Regions from separate parts of the Homo sapiens genome. Here region 1 is linked to region 2. A link is a loop called in an ENCODE intact Hi-C map of the cell type or tissue named here. Cell type or tissue: chondrocyte. All regions are shown on one strand. Each heading gives the region's core, and the rest is flanking DNA. Links, peaks and the distances in the headings are about the cores only. Region 1 has its middle 230 kb from the start of GACAT3. Region 2 has its middle 160 kb from the start of CYRIA.

Region 1 (8,333 bases), core at 149-8,148, 230 kb after region 2:
AAATCAAGGTTCTGTGATGCTTTGCTCCTTCTGGAGGGTCTCAGTTCTCCATTTTCTTGCCTTTTTCAGCTTCTAGAAATTGTCCGCCTTGCTGGGCTCATGGCCCTGCATCACTCCAGCCTCTGCCATATCATCACATCTTATTTTCTGTACTACGTGGGCATCTTTGAAGGTGGGAAGGCGTTACTCTGCCTATCACGTTTCATAGTAAGTTACAAGAAAGTATCACGAAGCTTTGGGTTTTCTTATAACAATTTAAACCATAAATGATAAAACCAAGACTTTGGGAAAGGTGTTCTCTTACCTGTTAATCCTCTCCTGATTATGAGTTATTGGAGGGCAAGGCCCAGTCTAAGTCACGTCTGGGCATCCCTGGCTCATGGATATGCTCTATAAACATTTGTTGAACTGAAATTCTTGCTTTTACTGAGATCAGGGGCTCTTCAAGGTCATTTAGGGAAACTCTTTGAAATTTGGCTGAGGACTGAGCTGCATGATCCTTTTATCCAAGCACATAAAACAAACATGTTTTCACTTCTAATATCATATTCAGCACTCTCTCCTCCATTCTGATCAGACCAGAATCTCTACACAAGTTGCTACATGAGACTGTGTTTTCAACCCTTCAGCTTCCTTTCCTGGGCAGAGTGAGAAATGCACATGGCAATTAAAAATAACAGCCTCAGCAGAGGAAACAGAACCACTTCTGAACGCCAGCCATCTGGAGCCACCCTGGGCTTGCAGCAATGGCTACTTCTTCATGGCTTGGTCAACACCCACCTGCGTGTTTCTTCTCAGCCTCCACCGCTTCAATGTCCTCTACCTGCAGGGGAACCACAGCCTCAACACCAGCCAGGCTGCATGACATGTGTCTAGAAGAAAGCCTGACTTTCAGCAGGTGTTCAATAAGTGTGTGCTTCTGCTCTTAAAGTCTCAGCCTATTTAGTCCACTCACCACACAGGGCACCCTGAGGGGTGAAGTTTTGGGTGGAGATGACGGCATGGGAAATTATATGTCTCATGCCTTGGCTGCAGGTGTGCTGGACTCCAGCTGAGCTGGACAGAGAGTCACATTGTGCAAGGCCTGCTGTCCCATTGATGTGGTCCTGGACTCTCAGCAGTGTAAAAAGCCATGTTCCCATTTAAACCACCGCGTGTAGACATCGTCTCATCTGCTTCTGTGTTGCAAACATTGCTCCCTCCTTATACTTTAGTTGTCAGCATCTTCATTACATAGGGGCCAGAATTGGCTATCTGAATGCAGGAGTGTTTCCTGACCTGCCCAGGGACTGCAGGAACCACCATCGCTTGCACCACCTGGGGACCCACAATTGCATCTCAGAGACCTGTGTTTCTCATCTGTAAAGTGGAGATAATAATATGTTTCCAAAAGGGCCCCTGCACGGAATAAAGTGGTAGAAATAAATAACCTACTGTTACCTGACACAAAGCAGGTGGTTGATAAATGGTAGATTTATTATTATTACTGTCATAGTTATTTCTACAGCATCATTTCATTCTGGCTTCTTTTTGGCAGACAGGAGCCTCGATCACAGGGAAGGTGATTCGGGAAATGAACCACAATGCAGACCCTCCACCCTCTCCTCCCAGGCAGCACCCTGGCGACAGCCGCAACTTTCTTCACTCGTCAGAGCTAATCTCTCTAAGAGTGGGATTAGCTGTGTCTGTGCCCTCTCACCGCTGGGCCATATGCTCCTGAATGACAGCTGTTTGACAGCCTATGCTGGGGGAACGTGGTCTTTTCAACCCAAATTTGATAAACATACATTTCTTCTGTCTGTCCTACTTTGGGCCATCTGTCAGTGTGGCATGATGCCTTCGCCTGGATTGGCAAGATGCTGACATCGGACCACCAAGGAAGGCTCAAGGAGAATGTTGCTGCCATGGGGAGTGGGGGGTGAGGCCTCCTCAGGGCCCAGGCGAAGCATGGCTTGGGCTGTCCAACCCTCACTTGCAGGAAGAAGAACACCTGAGACCTGTGTTAGCTTTCACAGCTAGCTTCGTCCCCGCTCTTGGACAAGAGAGATTGTTACAAAGTGTTGTACAGCAGTGCTTCTCAACCATGCATATGCTTACAGATTGCCTGAGGATCTTGTTAAGATGCAGATTCCAATTCAGTGGATCAGGGATGAGGCCCGAGATTCTGCATTCCTAATGAGCTCCCAGGTGAGGGTGATGTTAATGCTGCTGGTCAGAGGACCATAAAAGCAAGGTTATAAAGGACATCTGACTTGGGGTCAGACCATCTGGATCCTATAGACAGCCTCTTGCCAAGGGAATGCTTTGTAAACATGATTCCTGAAGAGAGAAAACAAAACAAACAAACAAAACAAAACAGAAAATAAGAGGTCGAGCTATTACGGGTCTCCTGAGTGAGTGTCCCGAACTTCTCAAGCTGTTGTAGCTCTCACTCAGTCACCTACCATGCCCAAACACTGCTAAATCCACCAGCCCAGAACAAACAGCTTAATAGCCATATTACATTTTATGGCATCTAATACAGATTCAGAAGAGGCACCGAATGCACAGGAAGTTGGAAGAACAACACTGGGCATGGTGGCTCACGCCTGTAATCCCAGCATTTTGGGAGGCTGAGGCAGGTGGAACACCTCAAGTCAGGAGTTCAAGACCAGCCTGACCAACATGGTGAAACCCCCACGTCTACTAAAAATACAAAAATTAGCCAGGCATGGTGGCACATGCCTGTAATTCCAGCTACTCAGGAGGCTGAGGCAGGAGAATTGCTTGAACCCGGGGGGTGGAGGTTGCCAAGATTGCGCCACTGCATTCCAGCCTGGGCAACAAGAGTGAAACTTTGTCTAAAGAAAAAAAAAAGGTGTTAGAAGAACGATAGCTACAACTTGTATCTACTGAGCACCTGCAGAATGCAAAGGGCAGATGAGGCAGGTTCTGGGATGTGGGAGGAGAGGCAGAGGGGCCAGGCACTCCAAAGGAGAAGCTCCAGAGCCCATAGGGTAGAACCTCCCTATTTCCGGTGAGTCCCAGGCTCTGGAAGAATCAGTTGAGAGGCAACCTGGAAGTGCTTCCTTTCAAGGTGGTAAGGAAGGAGGTAGAATAATATGAGCAATTTCCCAAATTGACTTTGGCAACCCAGAATTTCGGTGGAGATGTCGGACGGTGACATCAATCTGCCCAAATTGCTTTTGAAGATGGAGGGCTCAGGATCTCATAACTCTTCTTTAACTGTTAAGGAACTAATTAAATCTGTAGCATCTCTGTTAACTGAGTTTTATTATGTTAATTTCACTGCTGGACAAGCTAAGTCAAGCACCGGTAGACTGCACTGTGGGCTTCTGGCTCCTGACGAAAGGCGCTAATGATATCTTCAATGAACACAGTGCCTGTACCCACAGAATCCCAAGTGATTTACCAACAGTTTCCTGCCAATTCCCACAAGGCTGAGGCCTGGCGGCTGAGTATCACCCTGCCGGCCTCGTTCGATGAAACCCTTCTAATTCAGAGCATACGCACACAGGTGTGTCTGTGCAGGTACACACATTTGCCTTGTGGCATAGAACAAACACGGACCACCCGACTAGGTGAAGGTTAAAAAAATGTACAATTTGGAATGTGTTTACATTTTTCTTTTGATTGCTGATAATTCCTTCCTTTTAGCTGATATATGGGCCTTAATTAGTGGCTCTCTGTATGGGATCACAGCCATCCCATTGGTTCTGTCTACCTTCCCTGCACTTCCCCAGCCTGCTCCAGGCCCAGGCACCTGTATGTGTGCTCACCCACCCCATCCACAGCAGCAAAGTTTCACTGCAGCCTTGGACATCCTTCCAACAACCCTGCAAGCATGCAGAGCTCATGGGGTTGGGATGGCATGGGGCACCTGCACATCTTGGCCCTGTCCCACTCCAATGCATGATGCTGCCCAAACTGACAAACTCATTAGGAGCAAGACAAGTTACTTGGCTTATCAGGGAAGAGGCAGAGTGTGAATGAAAACCCCTATCATTTAACTCCTAGTGTTCTAGAATAATGGGATAGAATGAAGCTCAGAAATCTTGAAACTCTTCATTTCTACCCTCTCCTTGCGAAAGAAGAAACTATGCTTGGAAGATAAAAGACACTCAGTTGCTGAAGAACACCTAGAGCAGTGCATTCATAATTTGGAATCTGGTCTCCTATCTGCCAGGTCAGAGTTCCTACAGCAAACATTCCCAAGTCAATACAATGTGTACTTCCAGAAATTTAAAGCCACACAAGGCCTGGCCTGTTTGGGGACAGTTGGGTTTCTCCAGGATAGAGACAAGCCTAAACTCTGTCCTCCTAGGTAGTGAGCTGACAGGTCCTGGTAGAAGATCCCCCGCAGCCCTCCATCCTCTCTATCCCCACAGCTGAACCCTCAGACCGTCATGAGTGTTGGGCAGATGAGAGCAACTTTGAGAAATCTGCTCAGGAGCCATGACCCATAGAGACAAAGACACATGCTCAGGGAGGCCCTCCACATTTCTCTCATGGGGGAAAAAGCCCTAAACACACCCCTTCTTTTTCTTGCTTTCTTTTCCACACAAAATAAAGCCCCCCCCCAAAAAAAAATCCAAAAACTCTAAGAGCCTCTGAAACTTGGCTGCCCATACATTTTTCTGAAGCCTGCTTCTTCACCTCAAAACAAAAGCAAAAGGGAAAGAAAAACCAGGCCGAGGACCTTGTCTACTTCTGCCCTTGCTTCCTGATGGAGCAAATCCCTCATGAATTATGCACTTTCAGCTGCTGCCACCCCAGGCCATCCAGGCTCTGCCAAGGTAGCCAGCTCCTCCCCGGCTCCTGGTGTGATCTCAGCCCCAGGAAGGGCATCGGCACTGTCTTGATGGAAGAATGCCGGGTCCAGCTGCAACTCACCACTGACCCTCCCAGGTGAGCTCTGCAGAGAGATGCCCACAGCCAGGTGTCTGTGCCTGGTCATCGGTTTTCAGCCTAGTTTCTGGAGGAAGAGAGGAACCAAGAATCAGACAGGAGCTAGAGTGGGAGGCGGGGGAAGGAGTAAACCAATCACCAGAAGGTGGTGCTATACTTTAAGACAGACTAGCCAGAAGGGGAGAAGCCTCCGTGAGAAAGATTATAACATTTCAGAGAGGGAGGGTGTCTAAAGATAAAATACAGAGCACTGCAATGCTATGCAATGAAACGAAATGACGTCAGAGCTGAAAAGACTCTAAAATATCATTCTAGAATAATCTCATATCACTGGTGGGAAAACTGAGGCCCAGAGAGACACAGAGGTTTGCCCACCATTGTACAGACCAGAGGAAAAACTCGGTCTGTCGCCTCTTTAGGTTCTCCAAAGGCTGCCTGCTTTTTGGCAAAGCCGAGATTAGAGAATAAAACACGAGGATTGGCTCACAGTAGAGAAACATCAGGTTCAGGAATTGATGCTCCAGTGAGGCAGAAGGAGCCACAGTCCCTTCCCGGGAACAATCCACGGAGGCCTCCCAGAGCAAAGCCGAAACTACCAAAGAGTCAATCCAGTGTCCATCGCCTTGGCAGCATCACTGCTCAGCCTCATGAGTCTCCACAGGATGGCCAAATTAAAACTGCGGGCTATGGCCGGGCGCGGTGGCTCATGCCTGTAATCCCAGCACTTTGGGAGGCTGAGGCGGGTGGATCACGAGGTCAGGAGTTTGAGACCAGCCTGGCCAACATGGTGAAACCCCATCTCTACTTTAAAAATATACAAAAATTAGCTGGGCATGGTGGCACGCACCTGTAGTCCCAGCTGCTCAGGAGGCTGAGGCAGGAGAATCGCTTGAATCTGGGAGGCGGAGGTTGCAGTGAGCAGAGATCACACCACTGCACTCCAGCCTGGGAGACAGAGTAAGACTCTGTCTCAAAAACAAACAAACAAACAAAAAAAAAAAAAAACAAAGCAAAACAAAAACAACCATGGGCTTCACCACTTGCTAGCTGTGGGTATTCCTGTAACATCTCTGAGCCTTGACATCTCCATCAGTAAAATGGCATAAAAATATCTCCCTCTCAGAATCACTTCTGAGAATTAAAGACCCTTGTGCAAAGTGTCTAGCACAATCCTGGCATATGGTAAGTTCCCATGGCAGAACTTTCCCTACCCTTTTTGACTGTGCAAGGAGAAGCCTTCTCCTAAGTATCATGCATGTGGTCTGGAAATGCCAAGTGCTCTGCAGGTGGAAGAACCTGACCTTATGACATGGCTCATCACCAAGGACCCCAATCATAGAAGTTAAAGGATGGGTTGCAGGAGGAGGAGTAAGTATAGGGGCAGAGTTCATCCCACAGAGTCAATGGGGAGAAACTGACATCACTCTCAGGCCTTCCTGCCTGTGAAAAGCTCAGTTGCAAAGAACAAATTCCCTGGCAGAACCACTGAATGCCTACAGACACCTGCACGCACACACAACTAACATACACATGCCCAGATCGGCAAGGAGGGCGTGATATGGTTGCCTAAGTGCTGGGTCAGGAGACCCCAGCTTTCATGGTGGGCTCAGATCCAGCAGGAAACCACACTGTGAACGCCTTCCCACATTCTTTTCAATCACTGACTCTCACTCAGGGTCTGCAGGAGCCAGAAAGCATTATCACCATCCCCTCCATAGACAATAGGCCCAAGCCCTCGAAGGGCTTCCTCAGGACCACATAGCAAGGCAGCCCACTGAGCAGGTGAGTCTGCTGGGAAGTGGACAAGGCCCAGGCCCCGCCTCACTTATCTTCTTGGTTTCTCTTCTCGCCTCCCCATGAGAGGCCTGAGCCTCAGTTCCCTGGCTGAGAGGTGAGAGGGTAAGAGAGGGTGGAAGAACATACCCTGCTTGAGGTTGCAGCCACTCCATGGCCCCCTGGCTGCTGGACCAGTCCAGCCAGTCCCTTGACCTCTGTCTAGGGGAAATAGCCCCAGAATCCCTAAGGGGCCACTAATTTAGAACACATTTTACAGAGACTGAACTTTTGGGGCCATCTTTTAGAACAGCAGTGATGAAGAGACAGATATTACCTACAAGGGTGGGGGGAAACTGACTCCCATCCCTTCACATCCAATACTCAACTATTCATTCATGGGTTTCTGTGCCTCTACCCACACCTGTGCCAGGAATGCTCGCTGAGTGCTCCCTGTCATTACAACTTGCTGATAATGCTGCACCCTCATTCAACATCCAGCCTGGCTCCTATTATGCAGTCAGAGAAATGATCCCTGAGGAGGAGTCTGTCATGTACATCTGTGCTGCTGCAACACGTCACTCACAGTGGGCTGTTTATGGGGGTCATGAAGGGTACAGATGCTGGACTGCTGGGCTCCCACTCTGATTCACCACCTGCTAGCTCGCGTAGCCATAGGCAAGCAATTTCATCCTCCAGGACTTCTGCTTCCTCCATGATTAATTGAGGATAATGGTGGTCTACTTTACAACCCATGTAACATACTGATAGTAGCTAGTTTGTAGCACCTAATAAATTTTAACGAAGATTATCGGTGTTTCTTGTATGCATTCATTTGACATTTGTAGTTTGCCTACTATGTGCAGAAGCCATTGAGATCCTTCAACCTCAGGAACAAGAGCTGTGGCTTCCACACTGGAGGACTGAGGAGGAAACAAGACAGGCCAGTGTAGACACTAAGCAAAGGTGACCCGCTCCTTCTCCCTTATCCCTGTCAGAATGCTTCTCAGACTTTCAGTGCTCCACATATGGGGAACATTTGTGAGGTCATCGTAGTTTGTCCTTGGCATTCTCCAGACTCTCCTCTCTGTGCCAACTGCTTCCTCTATTCCCGAAGACACAGAGTCCTCCTGAACCTGCCGTGACCAATCTTGTTCTTTGTTCTAGAAAGAATTCTCTTTTATTTCTATCTTGATTTTTTGGGGAAAAAAAAAAAAAAGGTCTGCCTCAGCTTCCCAAAGTGCTGGGATTATAGGTATGGGTGTGAGCCACCGCACCCAGCTGAATTCTCCTCTTGATTCATGCTTTCAAAAACCCTTAGAGTGTCCCCACTGCATGACAATAGCATGGTAGGTTTTGGAGAAGAAATAGAGATGGCTGACACAGGATCCCTGCCCTTGCCCTTGAAAAGCCAACATCTTACTATACGTTCTTTTTTTTTTTTTTTTTTTTTTTTTTTTTTTGAGATGGACCTCACTCTGTCTCCAGGCTGGAGTGCAGTGGCATTATCTCAGCTCATTGCAACCTCCGCCTCCTGGGTTCAAGTGATTCTCATGCCTCAGCCTCCCGAGTAACTGGTATTACAGGCATGCGCCACCATGCCCGGCTAATTTTTGTATTTTTAGTAGAGACAGAGTTTCACTATGTTGAGC
Region 2 (8,333 bases), core at 31-8,030:
TACTCTCCCCTCCACTTAGGCATCGCATCCAGGTTGCTCACAGTCTGGAGGGCCTCAGGGATCAATGGCAACAGCTGCAGCCAGGACAAGGTGGCAGCCTTTATTGCTGAGAACCATCTTAAGTTTGGACTTACATGTTTTCCTACTGTCAACTGAAAACAACACTGTGGTTTGAAGAATTATGGCTAAGACAATGTGAGTGGTAAATATGGAGTTAGTGTTTTAATTGAAGTCTTTATAACACCAAACCTGAGTCCTTTTTCCCTTGCCATAATTTATCATGAAAAGGCAAGTGGGTATGAGGTGTGGGGCAAGTTGGGTTCTTGCTGAGCCAGTGCCCAGAGGTCTAAGCTCCTTTGAAGTAGTACCCAGATGTCATGGTTTTTTTCCCAGAAAGAAAGAATTGGAAAGCAGCCTCACCTGCAAGGTTGAAAATTTTAGCACTTCACTCCTGGCCAGAAAAATCACTGGGAATACACAACTCCCTGTTAAGAGATCTGGATCCTAATGCTGGCTCCACTCCCAACCAAGTGACCCTGACTAAGATATTTCAACTACCTGGGCCCCAGTCTCCTTATTTACAAATTTGTGATGTCAATTTGTGGTCTACCTACTTCTTGGTGATAACGTGTTTAAAAGACAATATCTGGAGAAGGCAATACTTAATCAAAGAGGCTCTGTCATGTATATAATCTCTTTTTTCTAGTCCTAGTTCCATCAACATTTCTGGCTGGCCATGGAAAATCATCCTCCCTTCCTGGCCCTGTCTCTTTAACTGTATAATGGAAAGGATGATCTAAATGCCTTTTGGAGTTCATCTAGCTCTGAAAATTGATGGCCCTCGGCCTCTACTGGGTCCTGGCTTTTTGGCAAGGCCCAGCACACTTTGCCCATTCATCACACAGGGATGTGGTTGTCCTCTGAAGAAGAGATGAGACAAGTTTTCCCATTGAATCTGTCAGTCCAGAGAAAACCAGGGTCTCATCGCCTTCACTGGAGAACCTATGGCACTGGCCCAGGTCTGACAAAGGGCACCATATGGGTATACCTAACCAGATAGTGTGATGTAATGCCCACCGGAGACCACAGACTTAGCTTGGGGATCAGGGAGCAAAAACAGACCCATTGGCTCTAACACACTTTTACCAGAGTTTGGGCATTTGGGGTTGGGGGAAGAGGAGAGGGGCGATGGGGATATGGCAGGGAAAGGAGCTGTCCTTTAAGCAGTACTGGAAGTAAAAATGCCAGATCTCCCACAGGTTGCAAGTACGGCTCAAACTTGAAACAGAGAAATACCCCCACCAGAAAGAAGAATAATGGGACAAACAGATCTTAGAGCGAGGCAGAGCTGGATTGGAATCCCGGTTCTTTCACCCTATGGTGGTTGTGTGACCTTGTGCAAGGCTCTTAGCCTGGCCTCTGGCAGTTTCCCTCTCTATGGTGACAGAGTATCTGGGAAAGCAAGGTTCATTCTTTGTTTATTTGTTTTAGTGAGAGGAATGGCAGGTTTTCTCTATCTAGATGGCCCAGGGATCTTCTCTGCTAGGTTGACCAACTGGCTTCCCTTGGTTAGGTAAAATGATAGGAAAGTTGTCATCGATTGCTCTCTAAGAAGGAAGTTTGGGATTTTTTTTCTGGCCTATCAAAGCTGGCCCTTCCTGACACTTTGGTGAGAAGAGTTGATTAATTAAAAAAAGAACAAATAGTGGACACATTTTCACAAGGGCCAAGCAACCTTCTGGAAAGAAAAGTTCCTAACTCCAGTAATAGTAAACCTCAGAAGAGGAGTGAGGAGCCTTTTCCACAAAGGATTCTGATAAGACAGCCTTCTTAAAGGAAAGGCTCCTCACTCCTATTCTAAGGTTTACTGTTACTGGATCCTCTTTGAGGATATGAGACAGCCCTTACTATCAGGAGGGCAGAGGATCTTGGTGGTCCAGGCAGAAGGCCAGGTGCATTGTGAGGGAAAGGTGGGATCTTGTAGCACTTGTGGCTGAGGATGGATGGATGGCGCCCCAGCAGACTCAGCCTTGGTGGCCCAGGAGACAGCGTTTAGCTCAATGACTGAATGTATCAGTAGAAACTGCAAAAGCTGTAAGCTTGGGAGCACTGTGATCTTGCAGGGCCAGGCCAATAAGAGCACCACACAGTGGACTCGTCAGTCTCTCCAGAGCCAGTTTTCCATAGAAGTCCACTATAGTGCTGACCAGACTCCAGCTCTCTCTTTCATCTGGCATTTGGAAGCAGAACTAATAATCCCTTTGTCCTGAGCAAGACCTAAAGGTTTTTGAGAGGTTGTTGGACAACTGGAGGTGGGACAGGGGTTGATTTTGAGAAAGAAAAAACTTCCCGCTAAGTGGGCGAATGGACTTTGGATGATTAACTGGAAAAATTAGACACCTTTTCATATATTCCCAAGCAGGTGAAATAGTCCCTACCAGTCTGATGCATAATAGGATTCATTCAATCTGCCTATACAGGTGTGTTGAGACAATTTGTCAGTGTATCATCTGGGTCTGGCAGAATACCTGGCACATAGTATGTCATCAGCCAATGTTTGTGGCCTTAAGCTCCTGAAGTGACATAGATGGAAGGAAGGCTTGATGCCCCATGGAAACACTGCTGTCACTTCAAAAGCATTTCTAGGAAACTCTCTCTTTGTTGAGATAGGAGTATGTTGGGGTAGGAGTAGGGTTTGCAACACAGACAGTGGACAGAACTATCTGAGATCTCAAGAGGCTTATAGTGCCTGAGGAACACGTCTAATCCCTAGGAAGTTGTTCTAGGATGAGCAAATGGATGCGGACTCTATTAATTACTGTTGGGTTGTAAGAGATGAACTTCCTTTATTTACCTGAAGTGATGGGGATTATTCAGAGCTGATGAGAGTCACAGAAAGGTGTACCCATGACTGGCCCAGCATTTCCCAAGGAAGCCTGAGTTACACGGCTCATCAAAATCATCTGGCTTTGCAAGGCAGGGATGCAAAAATATTCCCACAGGTCTTGGCAGCCACAGGTTGACTATCAGGATATCTTTGAGAGGAAGGCACACAAGGAGGCCAGGGATGCCAGGAGCAGCCGGGCAGCCTTCAGAAGACGATGGACGCAGGGTAGCTTTGGGGAGCAGGTTATCTGTCATGCCATGTGGCAGCAGGGCTTCTTCAACAGTCTGTTTCTGTTGCTCCTTTTGCTAAAACCCAACCACTCTACCCTCTCCCCATATATCCCTTCTTTGCCCTGTACTTCTGCCTACTCATTCATGTGTTAGGCCCCTGTGATTTAGAGATAGCCTTTGAGTTTCTCAAGGTCTTCTCTTTTCCAGACCAAACCCTCCCACTTTCTTCTTCAGGGCTGCACCCTCCACTGGGGCTCAGTAAACCTTGTGCTTCAGACCATCCGGGATCTCCTGAGGGAGCCCCCCAGCCCAGGAGAGGGAGCCCTGAGCACATTTCACCCAGGACTGCAACTCTGAGAAAGTGCCCAAGTCTCTTTGTGCCTCAATTTTCTCAGCTGTAAAATGGAGATAATAACATGGGCTGCAAGCCTCAAAGCCGGGGTCTAAGGGAAATTTGCCTCTGCCTGGGGGTTCTGGAGCTCTGCGCTTGTAAGGGTGATAATTGGACAGGTTTATGGAGCTAGCTCTGTCTTCAGAGGCCCTTCCCTCTTGATTCTCACTGTGGCTCCCATCCTCTGAAACCTTTTCATGGTTGAGACCTGCCTCCCTGAGAGCCGGGAAGAAGGAAGGCCTTGGGATGATCCCTAAGGTAAAGTGAGTGACACAGCTGAGTTTCAAAGCGGTCACATGACTTGATCATACAGAAAGTAGCTAGCAGAGGACAAGGAGCAGGACAAGCTGTCCCACTGCATGTGGCATATCAGGAGAAACTGCCCTCTTCCACGCCGCACAGCCAAGGGGTTCCACGCACAGATTAGGAGCTCAAATGCACCTGGTTTTGATTCTTGGTTCTGTCCCCAGAACTATATCCCCTGGGACAAGTTACTTAACCCCTCAGAGCCTCAGTTTCCCTCCTTGCCTATTAGCGGCTGTGGAGACGATCAATCCCCTTCATTAAGGGATTACGACTGTACCAGTGAGGACACCTGATAGGAGTGGACCCGCTTGTCGCCTCCACGGTAACCCGGGAAACCGAGGCCGGAGTTTGGGAAAATTTGCCCAGGGCCAGGCGGCGACCCACGGATGCCAGCGGAGCGCCCTTCCTGCTGTCGTAGCGCCCCTAGATGGTGCTGGTGCACCGGGCAGCGCCGCCACGGGCCCCGCCCACCCATGCCCGCTCCCAGGCGGCCGCAGAAGCCGCAGACGCCGCAGCGGCGGGGCAGGGACAAAGGAAGGAGCGGCGGGGGCGAGGCTACCCTGCGGCCCGGTGGGACCCCTGCAATGCAGAGCCTAGCTGCTCAGCCGAGGGAGCGCCGAGCCGGGCGGGAGCGGGCGGGCCTGGGGCGCGGGGAGTGCGGGCCGCCCGCCACCACCAATGCAGGGAGCAGGTGGGCTGAGCGCGCCCGACTTGCAGGGCTCTGGGAGCCGGACTGTGAGCCCTCCTTCGTGCCAGGCCTCGCGGTGGGGGGATCCTGGAAAGTCCCTTCGTGTCACTTGCTAACCCAGGTTCCTCTGGCTTTCACCCTTTGCATGATTACTGACCCAGAGATTCTGTGCTGCAAGGGACAAGCCCAGCGCCTGGGGGAAGAAGCAGCTGTGGCGATCTGAGGGGTCCCTCCAGCGCCCAGAGCGTCAGTCTCCCCACCTGCAAAGTGGGCATGATGATGCCCGCCCCGCCTTGTTGACTTCCTCACTCAGCAAATCGTTCCCGCCCTCCTGCTCATGCCCAGCAGCGGCGCCAGGCTCTGGGACATCCCTGAGGAATGAGAGCAGCCTTTCCTCTGAAGGGGGCCCAGTGGACCGGCCAGACAGACAGGAGCTTCAGAGGCCCGTGCCCAGATAGAGCGGCTGGTGAGAGGAGAAACTCCAGGGAGGATAAAGAAAGCTTGGGGAAATGCCCTGAGAACCACACGGCTGCTGTGAGCATTGTTATTCCGCCAAGTGAGGGCGAGTGATTTTAAAGCCCTTTTCACCCTTGTTCTGAGACTGAGTCTACAGGGTGGGTATTCCCAGCTCTCACTCCACATTGCTCCTCTCAGGTGAAACAGGATTGGATGCCGGTTAACAGAAAGCTCTGAGCCAAACTAGATGCGAACCTTAGCTCTACCCCACTTGCTAACTGAGAGACACTGGGCAGGTTAATTCACTTCCCCAAGGCTGAATTCCCCCATCTGTAAAAATGGAGATTAAAAAAAGGTATATTGCTAGATTTCAGGGAGATTTGTAGTAATATGTATTGCTACATTATGTTTAGTTGCTAAGTAATGCAGCAGAGAGACTTGGGAATCAGGAAATATGGATCCTGTTTCCACCCCATGTGACTACCTGGTAGAAGGGTCTGGGAGAAGCCTTTTCTCCTTAGCTATTGGGTTACCCCTCCATGCAAGCTAGACGCATGAAGGGCATGAGGCCATCTGGAGGCCAGTGTCCCCTCCAGCCCACTCCCACAGCCTATGTGCTTACAGACAGGCTGGAAGACCACTTTGTTCCATCCCATAGGGGGAAATAGTGTAATGGTGAAGGACATGTACTCTGGGGCCGGAGAGCCTGCATACATTCCAGCTGCATCACGTTCTAGGTGTGACCTTGGGCAAGTTACCAGTGCCTCAGTTTGCTCATCTGTAGGATGATAACAGTAATAGTATAAAATTTGGCTCGAGTGGGCGAGGTGGTAGTTACAAGAAAATTCAAGCATGATTATCTCAACATAAAAGAAGTTTATGTCTTATTCATAAAATAGGCCAGGGTAGTTTCAGATGAGCAGAGGATTCTGTTCCCGTAATTCAGGGGACTCAGGCTGGCAGTTGTTGTCAGCTGTAACACTTGATTTCTAAAGAGGCCCTGAGGGAGAGGAGTATGGAGGGGAGCTCGTGGGAGCTTTAAGGCCTGTGACTTCAGGGAGGCACCTGTACTTTCCACTCCCATTCCATTGGCCAGCACCAAGTCTCATGACACCCTCCCTCAACCCAGGGGTAGGCTGGGATATGGAGCCTTGGCTGTGAGCCCAGGAAGAAGACATCGATGGACTACAAAAACCAGGCAGCAGCCTTTGTCACAGTGACCTATGTCAGAGGGTTATTTTGAGGATAACATTACTAGTTTAATATTTGTAAAGTACTTAGAACAGTGCCTGCCACATGTTGACACTACATAAATATTTGCTATTATTATTTTTACTGCTATTCTTGTCCCTTAAGAATTCACTGAATATATAAACTGGGAAGCCACCTAGAATTCCAGCCAGTGCTGCAGAACATTGTTTGGGCAGCCTCAGAACACCGCACACCCGCCTTGTCAATCTCAGCAAATTCAGGCCATGTGAGCTTCTTGCTAATGCATTTTGTTTCTGTACTGACAGGGAGGCCTGCTGGAAAATGTATCTTTCTGGAGGCTCTTTGTGTCATTCTGATGCTTGAGGAGAGCCTCTAGCTGTGCTGACTCTGGTCTTCACCTTTAAATGCACATACTGATCCCGGGCAATGGTTGCACACGCGCCTCCTCCGCTCTTCGGGTACCAGTTCTCAGGTGCTACCTCTCGCACAGTGCTACAGTAGCAAAAAGACAGGATCACAGAGGTTACTAAAAGAAGGACAGCTAACAGTTGGATCTGACAAACGCTGGTTATTAAAAGTTACTTAAGGTCCAGTGCGATGGCTCATGCCTATAATCCCAGCACTTTGGGAGGCCGAGGTGGGCGGATCACTTGAGATCAGGCGTTCGAGACCAGCCTGGCCAACATGGTAAAACCCCCATCTCTACGAAACATACAAAAAATTAACTGGGCATGGTGGTGGGCACCAGAAATCCCAGGTACTCAGGTGGCTGAGGCAAGAGAATCACTTGAACCCAGGAGGTGGAGGTTGCAGTGAGCTGAGGTCACTGCACTTCAGCCTAGAAGACAGAGCAAGACTCTGACTCAAAAAAACAAAACAAAACAAAAGTCACTTGACACCTTTGCCCCTCAGTTTACTTATCTGTAAAATAAAGTCAGGAAACAATAATGGCTGCAGAGGACTTTTTAAAGGTGAAAATTAATGTATATGAAGCCCCAAGCACTGTGTTAGGCATAGAGCACTCTCTTAATACTTAGTGGCAACTTTTGCGCCATCAGTCTTAAACTTTGACTCATTGTCACCTTTGCATTTCTGGAGTGATTAATGTGCACCACTTAGAAGTAAAATAGGTTGGTGTAAGTGGGCTGCCAGGATCCTAGCCTTTCAAAATGTCCACCCGCTTGTCCTAGCCTAGGGCCTCATGCCTCAGACACCCAAACTTTCAAGTGAGAAAGTCAGAGCTTGACATAGAGGGCACTTCTGTCAGCCTGCCTGTTCCTTTCTGAGCTCTACCCCATGGCTTAAGCACAATACTGCCAACTTGTGCCATGCTTCTGCCTTGCTAGGAGCCCTCAATGCCAAAGGCAGTAGTCAGTAATTTTTGTTTGGAGATAAGGAATGAAAGCTGTGTTAGGAAGTGATTTAAAAAAAAAACAGCATTGGTGAAAAGAATGAGTACTTTAAAATAACCTTATAACATTATGGAATCTTGACACGCAGTCTTTAAATCACTTAACTATAGCATCTACCCTGCGCCCAAAGCTGTCTGAGCCCAATGTCACCAACAGTGACATTATGTACATGCCTCCATGTACATAATTTATTGCTTTGGATTTCACTATTATTGCATTATAAGTCACATTTCCTATTAGGCAAATTATGACCCCAAGAGCCGGTGGTATGCTAAATATATGCCACCAGCTCTCCAGGAAAAATGTATATGCATATATTTTTATAACTTGCATATAGATAGATAGATAAATTGAATATGAATTTACTAAAGTAAAGTATGTATACAATAATTTAAAAATAATAAACTAATTTTCTTCATTCTAAATTCCATATAACCAATTTATTCTAATAGAAGTCAATTGCTTTCATTGATTTTTGCCAAACTCTTATATTTGTTGCCAATCTGTGATGGCTATTGATAATGCATGTAGTTTAGACATGAATATTAGTTGGTATTCTCATTTTAGTTAAGACGAAAGTGAAATAATGAAGATGTATGTTTGAATCTCATGTGTTCCTCAATGACATGAGCAAATCTTTTGCTGACCCAGAGAATTATTTTGGAATAGTGAAACAATATTTTCTCAAAAATGTTTTATGTTATTCACAATGTAACCAATAAAAACATAACACACTTTTAAGTTTAATTTG

What was found. Hi-C counts contacts between places; a loop is a spot of excess contacts. Peaks named below come from ENCODE experiments on the same cell type or tissue, not always from the same donor. Only the 100,000 strongest peaks of a DNase experiment are listed, where the experiment ranks them.
Region 1: a loop joins it to region 2, with 2.2 times the contacts of the local background. A loop is called at or near these places in 8 of 110 quality-filtered maps.

The regions. Positions count from the first base shown.
Region 1 is chr2:16,278,747-16,287,079 of GRCh38, reverse strand. No RefSeq gene overlaps it. Among named protein-coding and RNA genes, the nearest start is that of GACAT3, 230 kb to the right of the region's middle. In chondrocyte, for the core only: CTCF peaks have their summits at 4,829 and 5,040 (motif pointing right); no DNase peak of the experiment used is centred there.
Region 2 is chr2:16,504,341-16,512,673 of GRCh38, reverse strand. No RefSeq gene overlaps it. Among named protein-coding and RNA genes, the nearest start is that of CYRIA, 160 kb to the left of the region's middle. RefSeq lists a silencer at 4,139-4,433. In chondrocyte, for the core only: CTCF peaks have their summits at 4,007 and 4,237 (motif pointing right); DNase peaks (open chromatin) are centred at 4,263, 4,503 and 4,794.